2 separate regions of the Mus musculus genome follow, and region 2 is linked to region 1. Evidence: chromatin contacts called from ENCODE POLR2A ChIA-PET data. All regions are on one chromosome and are shown on one strand. Each heading gives the region's core, a stretch centred on a gene start or an enhancer-like site at or near the end of the contact. The rest is flanking DNA. Distances are from core to core; before and after follow the strand shown. Region 1 holds the start of Rpl27 (ribosomal protein L27). Region 2 holds the start of Plekhh3 (pleckstrin homology domain containing, family H (with MyTH4 domain) member 3).

Region 1 (5,864 bases), core at 3,328-5,827:
CCCCCACCCTCCCACCCCCCGGAGCTCGTGTCTCTAGCTGCATATGTATCAGAAGATGGCCTAGTCAGCCATCAGTGGAAAGAGAGGCCCCTTGGTCGTGCAAACTTTATATGCCTCAGTACAAGGGAACACCAGGACCAAGAAGTGGGAGTGGGTGGGTGGGGGAGCGTGTGGGGGAGTTTTGGAATAGCATTAGAAATGTAAATGAAATAAATACCCAATTAAAAAAAAAAGGAAAAAAAAAGAAATGAATAGTGTTAAAAAAAAAACAGGAGAATTATATAAGAAATAAGGACCTCAGATTTATTGTAATAAGAAAGTTTAAATTATTTTATTATCTATATCAGAAAGCTTAAATTATTTTGTATAATTAAAAATTTTTGTTTAATCGTTCCAATTTTCAAAAGTTACCTCCATTGTAACTTTTAAACTGTTCAGCCTTTATTCCAAAGCAAGTTATTCACACCCACACTGGGTTTCTATGCACCTTAGTTTTAAACCCAGTGTCTGAAAACATCTGCTTTGTTCCAGTTCAGTCAGCTATTTGAAAAATGAGACCAGGGCTGGTGAGATGGCTCAGTGGGTAAGAGCACCCGACTGCTCTTCCAAAGGTCGGAAGTTCAAATCCCAGCAACCACATGGTGGCTCACAACCATCTGTAACAAGATCTGACTCCCTCTTCTGGAGTGTCTGAGGACAGCTACAATGTACTTACATATAATAAATTAATTAATTAATTAAAAACAAAACAAAACAAAATTGTACTATTAAAAAAAAAAAAGAAAAAAGAAAAATGAGACCAAGTGTCTGTGACCTTTGACTTAAAAAAACAAACTTACGGTGAGAGTAAACGTGTTTATGCCCAGTAATCACAAAGTGTCTAGAGAAACTGGATTAAGTGGCACATATAATGAGTTTATGTTTAATTTGTGAAAATCATACCGTAAAATGCATAAAGGCAAACCCTTCTAAAGTGGATTTTATGAATAGGTAGGTAAATCTGTAACCACTCTTTTCATTACAGAACTTAAGAAATCCTAAAGAAAATAAACAATGGAAAATTTCATGCTAGAAGAATAAAAGAAAATATTTTCGCCAGGCGTGGTGGCGCATGCCTTTAATCCCAGCACTCGGGAGGCAGAGGCAGGTGGATTTTTGAGTTTGAGGCCAGCCTGGTCGTGAGTTCCAGGACAGCCAGGGCTATACAGAGAAACCCTGTCTCAAAAAATAAAAAAAAAAAAAAAAAAAAAAAGAAAGAAAATATTTTCAAGAGTTCTAAGGTTATTTCTATATAAAATATACTAATCTCATTAGTAAATGAGGTCTTCATATGATTTATTCTAAAGATGGATTTTATTTATTTCTTTTTAAAATGTATATTGTTCATATTTAAGATATATAATGGAGTGTTATAAAAATACATATATAGTGGGATAGCTGCTACTGTGAAAAAATTAAAAGGGGCTGGTGAGATGGCTCAGTGGGTAAGAGCACCCGACTGCTCTTCCAAAGGTCGGAAGTTCAAATCCCAGCAACCACATGGTGGCTCACAACCATCCGTAACGAGATCTGACTCCCTCTTCTGGTGTGTCTGAAGACAGCTACAGTGTATTTACATATAATAAATAAATAAATCTTAAAAAAAAAAATGAACAGAACAACCATCTCACATAGCTGGACAATTGCTGTCCCACACACCTATGGCTAGAGTACCTGCCAAGATTCAGCAAAAATCTTCATATGAGACACTAGTATCACCAAGTGATGGGCTATCATCCTTATAGTCACTCATTCTACATAAGAGAGGTTTTTATGGAGGGTACATACAAATTCCACTGTCAGGTAAACCTAGCCAAACTACAAATATTTGACTTTTGGCAATCCATAAATCTCTATGCTATTTTATTCTCTGTAAAATTGGGAAATTCACTCACATATGTAAAGCAATTAATACACACACACATAGAGAGAAACTACATCATATATAATGTATCTGAAACTTTCATGTATATCAACATATGTGTAAAATGAATGTTGATCTCTATAAAATGTAGGCAGCCTAAACAGTCCAAAGTCCAATAACAGGTGTCCCTTCCTTATATCTAATATTTTACATTTTTCTACATACTTAATTTTTTCTTTAACAATCAACATTTAGCTAATTCATACTGACTTCACAATTAAAAGTAAGTTCCAATAAAATGAAAAAAAAGAGTTTAAAAATGTTTTTAAAAACTGGTAGGTAGGGGGGCTGGTGAGATGGCTCAGTGGGTAAGAGCACCCGACTGCTCTTCCGAAGGTCCAGGGTTCAAATCCCAGCAACCACATGGTGGCTCACAACCATCCGTAACAAGATCTGACTCCCTCTTCTGGTGTGTCTGAAGACAGCTACAGTGTACTTACATATAATAATAAATAAATCTTTAAAAAAAAAATTAAAAAAAAAACTGGTAGGTAGGAGAGAGCAGGTGAAATGTATTCTAGAATTGGTAGGTGAGGGAGCCTGGTCTATTCATCACCTTGGGAAATGCTACCTCCTGCTTCAGAAAATATTTTAATTGGAGCCAGGGATGGTGACCCAAGACTGGAGTCACAGATAGAAGAGGCTGAGTCAAGAGGATTGCTGAGTTCAAGTGCAGCTTGGGGTAGACAGTTTAAAAAAAAATATAAAACCATTTTTAGCCAAGGAGTGGTGGCGCACGCCTTTAATCCCAGCACTTGTGGGGCAGAGGCAGGAGGATTTCTAAATTCAAGGCCAGCCTGGTCTACAGAATGAGTTCAAGGACAGCCAGGGCTAGACAGAGAAACCCTGTTTCAACCCCCCCCCCAAAATATTTATTGGATACAGAAATGCAAGTATAATCCAGATGTGGTTCCAGGACTCACGAGGCTGAGGCAGGAGGATCACTGAAAGCTGGATTCCAGCCTAGGCTATAATGTGACTTCCAAGCCAGCTTTAGCTACAGAGTAAGACTTTGTCTCAGAAATTAGTGCCAGCAAAGTGGCTTAGAAGTGGAGAGCACTACTGCTCTTCCAGAGAAGCCCAGTTCTCTTCCTAGTACCCACATCAAATGGTTCACCACAGCCTGTAACTCCAGCTCCAGGAGATCCAATGTCTGTGGCCTATGTGGGCATCATATTCTCACACATACCCACATATCAACATACACATAACTGAAAATAAGTCCTTTAAAATGAACTGAAAAGGGGGCTGGTGAGATGGCTCAGTGGGTAAGAGCACCCGACTGCTCTTCCGAAGGTCCAGAGTTCAAATCCCAGCAACCACATGGTGGCTCACAACCATCTGTAACAAGATCTGACTCCCTCTTCTGGTGTGTCTGAAGACAGCTACAGTGTACTTACATAAAATAATAAATAAATCTTTAAAAAAAAAAAAAATGAACTGAAAAATATTGAAGTAATAATAAATAGGGGCTGGAGAGATGATGGTACTTAGAGCAGTTTCTGCTCTTGCAGAAGATCTGCAGAGAACCCAGGCTCAATTCCCAGCACCCACACAGTGACTCACAATCATCTGTAAAACCAGTTCCAGGGCATCCAACATTTTCCTCTGACCTCCTTGGAGAATAGACACTCATCTTGGTGCATATACATACATGCAGGCAAAAAAGCAAAATACTCATACAAAAAAATAAAAATAAATCTATCGAGGCCAGCCTGGTCTACAGAGTGAGTTCCAGGACAGCCAGGGCTACACAAAGAAACCCTGTCTCAAAAAAAAAACCAAACCAAACAAAACAAAACAAAATCTAAATCTCAACATATATGTGTGTATATATATATATATATATATATATATATATATATATACAAATATATAATATATATTTTAATTTAAAAATATATTTTAAAAGCTAGGAGTACCACATGCTTATTGTAGTCAATATCTGACATCATCGGGTTGAATGTTGGAGATAAGGATACTGTCTGATCTTTTCCATTTTTCATTTTTCATCTAACTGTGCGCGAGGAGGTCATTTTGTTTCTTTTTTTTTTTTTTTTTTTTTTTTTGGTTTTTCGAGACAGGGTTTCTCTTTATAGCCCTGGCTGTCCTGGAACTCACTTTGTAGACCTGGCTGGCCTCGAACTCAGAAATCCGCCTGCCTCTGCCTCCCAAGTGCTGGGATTAAAGGCGTGCGCCACCACGCCCGGCTGTCATTTTGTTTCTTATGGATAATAATTTTAAATTATTTAAATTAAAATAAATTGTAATTTATTTACCTATGGAAGACAGAGTCTATGTAACCTACGTTGGACTAGAACTGGAACTCTTGTCTCAGCCCCTCAAACGATGGGATTACAGGTTTATGCAGCACACACACACACAAACACACCCCCGCCCACCACTGACACACACACACACACCCACACCCCCCCACACACACACCCCCGCAAAGCCCGGTCTTACAAAGCAAAACTGTGAATTTCAGACTCTGTCCTCCTCCTAGTGGCAGAGTAGGGGACTACAGCAATGAAGGGGACAGAACAGAGCTCACATTCAGGTGTCATCCTCGCTCCTCCCTCCACACGCCGGAACCGGAACGCTCTGTTCCTGTCTGCTGCTCGTGCTGCTAATAAAGCTTGGTTCAAAAACGCAGTGCCCGACCCTCCCTGACGAGCTCCTTCCGCCAACAACTTTGACCACCAACCGTGGGGCATGGCTGGGCCTGGGAGGCGGGACAGGAAGTGAAGCCACCTCTCCGTAAGGTGAAAGGTTAGCGGAAGTGCCCTCCTTTCCTTTCTGCTGGGTGCCGGCTGCCTGCTGTCGGTGAGTAAAGGCCTGGAGAGGGTCTTGCAATCCGCCGCCATCGCGGTCCCGGGGTCGGGTTGCTGGGCTCATTCGGACTCTGAGCCTCTGGCGGCTTCACGGGGAGTCGCATCCCTCGAGCAGGACCTCCGGGCCGCGTGGCGGAGTCGGCAGCGGGTGATCTAAAGTCGCGGGCCTACGACCGGGGCTCGCAGGTAGACGTCGGCTCCGGGGCCTTCCGCTTTACACACTTGTGAGCGGCTCCTTCCTTGTCTTTGTCTCTGCAGAGATGGGCAAGTTCATGAAACCCGGGAAAGTGGTGCTGGTCCTGGCCGGACGCTACTCCGGACGCAAAGCCGTCATCGTGAAGGTACCAGACCCCCGGGGCTCTTGAGACTGCTTGCATGTGCGGATTTCGGCTGCTGGATAAGATGAGCCGGATGGGAATTTAAGATCTGTCCTAACAATAGGCACTGGCGAATGCATAATGGGTAGTAATGGTGGCCACTGTGTATTGTACATATTACAGCTGTGGTGTATAGTTCTTGCAGTAACTTAATTTCCGGCACTAAGGTTTCGAGGTGTTAAGTTACTTAAGGTCAAAGTAATGGGTGCTGCAGGCAGCTGAGAGGATGTAGGATGGGAGACACTACTTACACTTAGAGAGCATCCCCTGGGTGTGTTTGAGCGTTTTGCTACTTGCCTCTTACCAGTTTTATAAACCCTTGTGGTCCTAGCCACAAGACCACTGGCCTCTCCAGCTTCCTGCTCCTGTCATTTAGCTAGAACCGGTTAGTTAGGCTGCCCGCTTTGCAGTCTGGGCTTTAACCTTAACTAGCTTCATGGGGGAAGGTGTTAGGGGTCACTTTGAGTGTTAGCCTTGATGGACTTCTAAATCTCCTTGTGACAGGAGTCAACACTGGCTAACTCAGAGTTACTGTCCTGTTGACTCTTAGCATTAAAGGAGTAATCTAGAGATGTGGAGGGTGTATTCAGTAAACATAGTTTTACTAAGATGGGGCCGAAGCAGTAACGTGACTTTTCTTTTTCCCTTTTCTCGTCTAGAACATTGACGATGGCACCTCGGACCGCCCTT
Region 2 (6,385 bases), core at 2,110-4,609, 270 kb before region 1:
AACTGGTCCAGGGAATCTCTGGTGAGCACAAACCAGGCTCTGCGTGGGAGTAACCATGGCCTTGCCCCTCCTCCACGAGGTTCCCGGTACAGCCAACCTGAAGGTTGGGGGTAGATAGGGAAGAAGAGATTAATAAGAGAAGACATTATTTCTAGGAGGGCTGTGTTTGAGGGCCTACGAAATTGGGCCCAGGTGTTCCCACCTTTCACAATGATGTCAGGGTCCTCTTCCGGAAGTCCCTTGTCTGGGATGAGGCTCCAGGTCTCTTCCCAGCCCTGCAGTCTGGACCAGAGATGAAAAATTGGGCGAGGCTTAAGGGCCTCCACTCTGCCTCCTTATTAGGGGTTCCCCAAACTACAAGGGGTACATGCTCCCAAGCTGGGCACCCATCCTCCAGGCTGTGGGAACCGCGGAGCCGTTCTGACCTTGCACCAGAAATAACTAGGACCCCCCCTTCCTCCCCGCGCCCCCGGCTGGACCGCGCCCCCCCGGGACCCCAGCCAAACCACAGCGTCCGGCAGCACAAGGCCTCTCCCTTATTGCACAACTTTGGGAGGGAAGATGCAAGGAAGGGGGTCCTGAGAACTAGCTGCAGTATCCAAACTAAGAGACTCAGAGTAGAAGCTCACCTGTCTGAGATGGGCCCATTCCTTGTTGGCTGAGTCAGAGTAACGTCCAGGGAACCCTAGGGAGATAAGCAAGAATACACTCAGAGGCCTTGACCCCTAGCACCAATGGTTTCAAATGAGCCCAGGACATCACTCATTAGATTGAGGAAGGAGTGTCCGAAGTCCGACCGTGACCGGGCAGGAAGGGCCTGAGCCACTCTGGGATTGTCCCTTCTACATACAAGTCTCTGTGGACCATTAGAAAATGCCCAGGAGCTACAAGCTCTAGACTTATATCCATTAACCCCTTGAAAATGCAACCGTGGGGGTGGGGGTGGGCTGGGAGTCAGGAAACCTGGGTTCCACTGATAGAGGCTGGACCACTTAGCACCTGCCATACCTTGCAAAAGTCCCCTCCCATCTCTGGGGCATAGTTTCTCCATTTTTCAAACTGGAGATGTGATGAAGTACCTTCTACCCATGGAAGCCTCTTCAATTTTTTTCCTTTACACCCTCCCCCGACTTCCTTGCTCAGAACCTCCAGGGAAGAAGAAGATGGGCTCTCAGGGAAAGAGCAGGACCCAAGACTGGGCAAGGGTGGTTTACAGGGTTGACTGAAGGGGAAGAGGGACTCTTTTATAGAAGATGTTCTCTAAGAGCTTTGTGTGTTACTCTGCAAATGTCCCGGAGGAAATGGACACACTACCCCCTTGCCGGGGCTCAGGAGGACAAGAGGCTGCTAAGCGCATACTCTTCAGACCAAGGGTGGTTTGGAATTTTGCCCTTCTCATACACAAACCCCTGCTTAGGAACTTCAATTGTAACCTGGGGTCTGAGGTTGGTCAAAATCAACCCGGAGCCAAGCTAGCTAGACAGGAACTGTGCCATGGTCCCATTGCGCCCAGGCTGCTAAAGCCAGGAGGAGGGTTGGGGGAGGAGGACCAGGGACACCTGTCCCTGAGCTCCTAGGAGGGGGTGGAGGTGGGGCACGAGGGAGGCCATGGCCTATCTGACAGGGATCCTATCCATGCGGGAAACTTGGGGACTCCCAGGTCCCACTCTTTCCCTGGGAGCCTACCCGTTTCTTTTCTGGAGGTTCTGAGTGGGGCTATCCACCCCTCTACCAGAGGGCAGGTACTGATCCCACCCCACCCCACCCCCCACAACTCCCCTAATCTCAGTCCCTTGCTTCCCTCCTCCTCCCCTCTATATTTATCTGCCCTCTGCCTCGCCAGGTGCTGGCGCCTGCACTGGCTGCGGTGCCGCCCGCCCCACCCAGGAATGGAGCCACCGGACTTGCTGGGGACCCCTGAGCGGGGTTGGGGGGAAATGGGAGCTGGACCCAGGCCACAGCACACAGAAGCCTGGTTGCCTCTGGTGGGTAAGGACGTGAGAGAGGTCTCCTCGAAAGATGGAGGTCTTACACACCAACTGTGCCTGAGTGTCTCTCTCCCAAAGGAGATTTGATTAAAAAAAATTTTCAGCCACCAAGTCACCCTCACCCATTCCCTCTGGTTTCCCAGGAACCTCACCAGAGAAGGCAGAGAGTTCTGTCTTAAGTGGCGGAATAATGAGAAGTCCTCAAAGGGCCATCGTCCCGAGCCTTTTCTTTGTGGGGTCCCTGATGCAGACCCCAATTCTAGGATGTCTTTTTGCCCTCGCCCAGGATACTGCGGTGGGAGCTCCCGCATCTGGCCCCAGTGCTCTTGAACTGAGAGCAGAGCGAACCCAGGCGTTCCAGCCGCCCAGCCGGCCTCGCCACATTCCTTGGCTCTGGCGGAGGCGGAAGGAGACGGGATGGGACGCGGGCCCGGCAGGGAAGGGAGAGGCAGGGCCAGGTTGGGCCACGCGTGACGCCTCCTCTGCCTCAGGGCCCCCAGCAGGTGGACAGCGCCTTGTGTGCAGCGCGAAGCCCACAGGCGCATCCCTAGTAGGGCTACTTGCCCCTGGAGCTCCCGGGGCTCTGGCCCTCAGACAAGAATCTCCCCCACATTTGCAGTTGGCCAAGAGGACTGCGTTTGGCCCAAGTATGGAGCAGGCTCAGGCGTGACGGCCGGTTGTAGTGAGAAAGATTGAACTCGGTTCTAAATCCCTGTAGACTTACCCTCCCGCCGCCCGCTGGACTCGGGGTCCTTAGCTCAAAGGTCTCGTCGTCCTCGTCTTCGTCCCCGTCCCCGCTAAGCTCGCCGTCCCCGTAGTCCCGGTGCAGAAGAGTGAAGCCTCGACGGCAGCAGAGAAGCCACCACAATCCCCCGGGGAGAGGCATCCGGGCGAGCAGCCTGGGAATGGGGGCGCAGGCAGTGTTGCCTGAGCAGCAGGGAATCTGAGAAACTGGAGGTACTCCGACCCGAACTGGGTAGAGAAGAGGTGTGACGAGAGGAAAGAAGGGGGCCGGAAGGAGGCAGTGTCCAGCGCTGAGGTGCAAAAGGACTATCACCAGAGCCCGCTGGGGGCTCGCTGTCTGGGCCCGGGCAGAGGAGGGGGGAGATAGCGTCCAGGGCCGGGGGAAGGGAGCCGGGAGCAATGTCCGGAGCTGGGAAGTAGTGTTCGTTGTAGTGTCCAGCTCTGTAGGAGCAGTGTCTGGTGCAGCAATCGTGGTGGGCGGTTGTCCAAGCTCCAAGGAGGGTGGTGTCCGGTAGGGCGTCCGGTGGCCGGGGCCCGGGCGGCGCGCGCTGCGCTCCCTGCAGCCCCGGGACTGGCGCGTTGGGGGCGCGGGCAGAGTTCCCAGACCCCGCCTCCCTCTCTGCCCCCCCTCCTTCCCTCCGCCTTCCCTGTTCTTTTTCTCCTCCCTTCTTCACAGGGTAGGGTCTACGTTGCGTCACAGCCTCCTCTGCCCAATCATTGTTCCTGGCGCCGGTCAGGGAGACCAATCCCAAGCTTGAAACCGCGGCGGGTTGCATCATGTGTCTCTGGCTGAGTGACAGTAGGGAGGGGCGGGGGGGGGGGGGACTGGGGAGGGAGCTTCTGAGGTCGGACACGGGGTGTCTGTGGCGTCACGTAGGACCGCCTTCGTGCTCTTGTTTTAACTCTTGGCTCACCAAGCAGCAAATTAAAAAACCCTTTTCGAAGGTCTGGAAAAGGAAGGGCATAAAGCTGGAAGGAAGCTAGGCTATTGACCTGTGATTACCTGTCACATCTTGGAATCCCTACAAAGAGCCTTACTACCTTCAAGGCATTCCACACCTGCGTGTGAGAGAGTTAGCTAGCTGCAAAGGCAGCTCCATCCTTGGAGTTAAAAGGGTCCAGATTTAGATCTTAGCCACCTCCACTTTTGAGATGAAAAAGCTGAGAAAGGAACTCCTGGAAGCCTCAGACAAAGATCTGAAATAAAAGTGAATTTACAGGGCATTGAACTGGAATGGGGAGAGTGGTTTGGCATGCTCGGGGATTCTGTGGTTTAAGAAAATCAATAGATCAGAGGCCTCTCAGGGCGACTATGCTGCATTTCTGAACAAGAAGGGGTTAACAAGGGCGCTAAAGAATACAGGGCGGGGTTCGCGCTACAGCTTAGACAGTGGGAGCGCGCACATACTCGAGCGCGTTGCTGACTCAGCGGCGATTCCCGCGGTTACGGGCGGAGGGTTCCAGGTCCGCTCCGGTGGGTAGTGTGCGCCTCTTGGAGGATCTGCGCAGTTTTCGAGCTTCTCCTCGTTTCTGACTCCAAGAGGCCAAATTTTTAAGTCTTTTACACCGCCAGAGGCTCTAGGACACACGACTAGCCGGGCTGGGCTAGGCTAGGCTGGACGAAGTGCAGACTTCAGGCCAACGCCTCCCTAGGGACGCCACGCCCTTTTTGCCCCTAGACTCCAGGCTGGAGCGGTGGTCTGACTTTGCTGACCGAATTCTAAACTGGGAAGAACTGTCTCATTGGAGCACAATCCTGGCAGTTGTGCAAAGCAAGGACCAGAAATCAATGCACCATCTCTAGAAGCCATCCTTATGGTACTTCCAGATTGAAGTGGTGTATGCTGAGATTTCTGAGGGCCAGACCACAACTATAACCTCCCTTCCTCTTCAAGATCCTAGACACTTGCCTGCTGGAGAGTTCTGTCTGATATCTAACCTCCCCTTTCCTGGCAAGCTATGCTCATTTCCTTTGGCTTGATCCCCGAGGGGAAATAATCAGAGTGGGCAAGCGCCCCACACTCTGAGCTCAGGCCCAGTAACACCTCTCGGAAAATTTGCAAATTGCAATCCCCCTCATTCATATATATATATATATATATATATATATATATATATATATATATCCTAGGTAGAAAAGTCCACCTTGACATTTTTCTATTTCTTCTTAGGCAGGATATTGTTATTATTATTGATCTTCCTGTCTCAACCTCTGGAGTGGCTGGGGCTACAGGTATCCAGTCCACACACCATCAGACTCAACTTTTTAATTAGCGTTTTTCTTTGCACAGCAGGACTTTAGAAGGGATCCAAAAACCTACCCCAAACTAGAATCTCTTGCCTCCAGCCTCTACCAGACCCACGCACGTACAGCTGGGGACAGCATCACCCCATACATTTCACACGCTGGGATCTAGGTACTTGCTAAAGCAGCCACTACTGGATAGCGATAGGGTTATTAGAAAGCCCTTTCTTACACTGACTCCCGAGGAGAAACCCCGCCCCTCCTCACCTGGCAGCTTTCCCACCTCACCTCGGTTGGCAGAGACCGAGTGAAGCATAGGGCGTGTCAGTACTCAAAGCTTTAGCCGACTCAGCAACCCCTGTCCCTTCACACCTCCCACTGAGACGCAAGCAGGGGCGTGGGGTGTAACCCACTGTCTTGGCCTTGCTGCAACCAAAGCTGGTAATTCAAAAATAGTAACAGTAGTTGGGTTGCATCTCATTTGCACAGAATCAATTTAATTAAGCGCAGAGGCAATCTCTTTAGATCCTGAAGTCTTTCTCAACGTCCCCCTACTTACTCCCCTTTCTATTACCCTCCCTGGGATTGTTTCTTTAGCCCTCCCCCTTCTCTGGAATTGTAGCCCTAGTTGTCCCAAGAGAGACTGTGGGTCTCAGTAGGAGCAGAGCAGGAAGAAAGGCGGAGTCGACGGGGGCAGCGGCCACGAGGGTTGGGCTTCGGGCTGCATCCTCCGCCCTGGAGCAGCCTCCGCAGGTCCCGGCGGAAACGCAGGCCCAAAAAGGCATAAAGCACCGGATTGAGGCTGCAACGGACCAGGGTCAAGCCGCCGGTGACCAGCAAAGCTAGATCCTTGCGCTTGCTGGAGGAGCAGCTCCGCTCGCGGGCTGCCAGTAGATCGGCTGTATCCAGCAGCAGGGCAAGGCTGTAGGGCAACTGCAGCACCACGAAGGCCACCACCAAAGCCACCACGACGCGCAGTGCACGCCGCCGCTCTGGCCCCCTGGCGGCCAGAAGCGTGCGGCCCAGGAGCGCATAACAGGCTGCCATGACGCCCAGAGGGAGCGCGAAGCCGAGGACCACCTGCGCCACTGCGCTTGCCCCTTTCACAGTCTGCGTGAGGCTTTCGGGAAAAATGAGCCGACAGCGTCGTTGGCCTTCACGTGGCCCGTCCCGGCTGAAAAGGAGCGCAGGTAGAGCCAGAAACAGCGACAACAGCCACACGAAGACTGAAACCAAGTGCGCTCGGCTAGGCGTTGAGGGCCGCTGCCCGGCTGGGAGAGCTCGTGCGATGGCCACATAGCGGTCGGCGCTGATACAGGCTAGGAAGAGGAAGCCAGCGTGGAAAGAGGCCGAGTAGAGGCCTGAGATGGCACGGCAGGTGGTACTTCCTAGATTCCAGCCCTGAAGA

What was found. ChIA-PET counts read pairs that join two places held with the same protein, here RNA polymerase II (POLR2A).
Region 2: POLR2A ChIA-PET joins it to region 1 with 27 read pairs in embryonic stem cell. The contact joins the promoter of Plekhh3 here to the promoter of Rpl27 in region 1. POLR2A ChIA-PET finds 5 or more read pairs at or near these places in 4 of 5 experiments (Patski and embryonic stem cell).

The regions. Positions count from the first base shown.
Region 1 is chr11:101,437,668-101,443,531 of GRCm38, forward strand. It overlaps Rpl27 (ribosomal protein L27), which reads left to right and starts at 4,578. Exons shown (of 5, transcript NM_011289.3): 1 at 4,578-4,789; 2 at 5,056-5,138; 3 at 5,834-5,864. The coding sequence starts at 5,058.
Region 2 is chr11:101,168,013-101,174,397 of GRCm38, forward strand. Plekhh3 (pleckstrin homology domain containing, family H (with MyTH4 domain) member 3) reads right to left here and starts at 3,360. Exons shown (of 13, transcript NM_001346769.1): 1 at 2,713-3,360; 2 at 630-685; 3 at 203-282; 4 at 1-97. The coding sequence starts at 2,874. Ccr10 (chemokine (C-C motif) receptor 10) reads right to left here. Exons shown (of 2, transcript NM_007721.4): 2 at 4,986-6,385. The coding sequence ends at 5,602.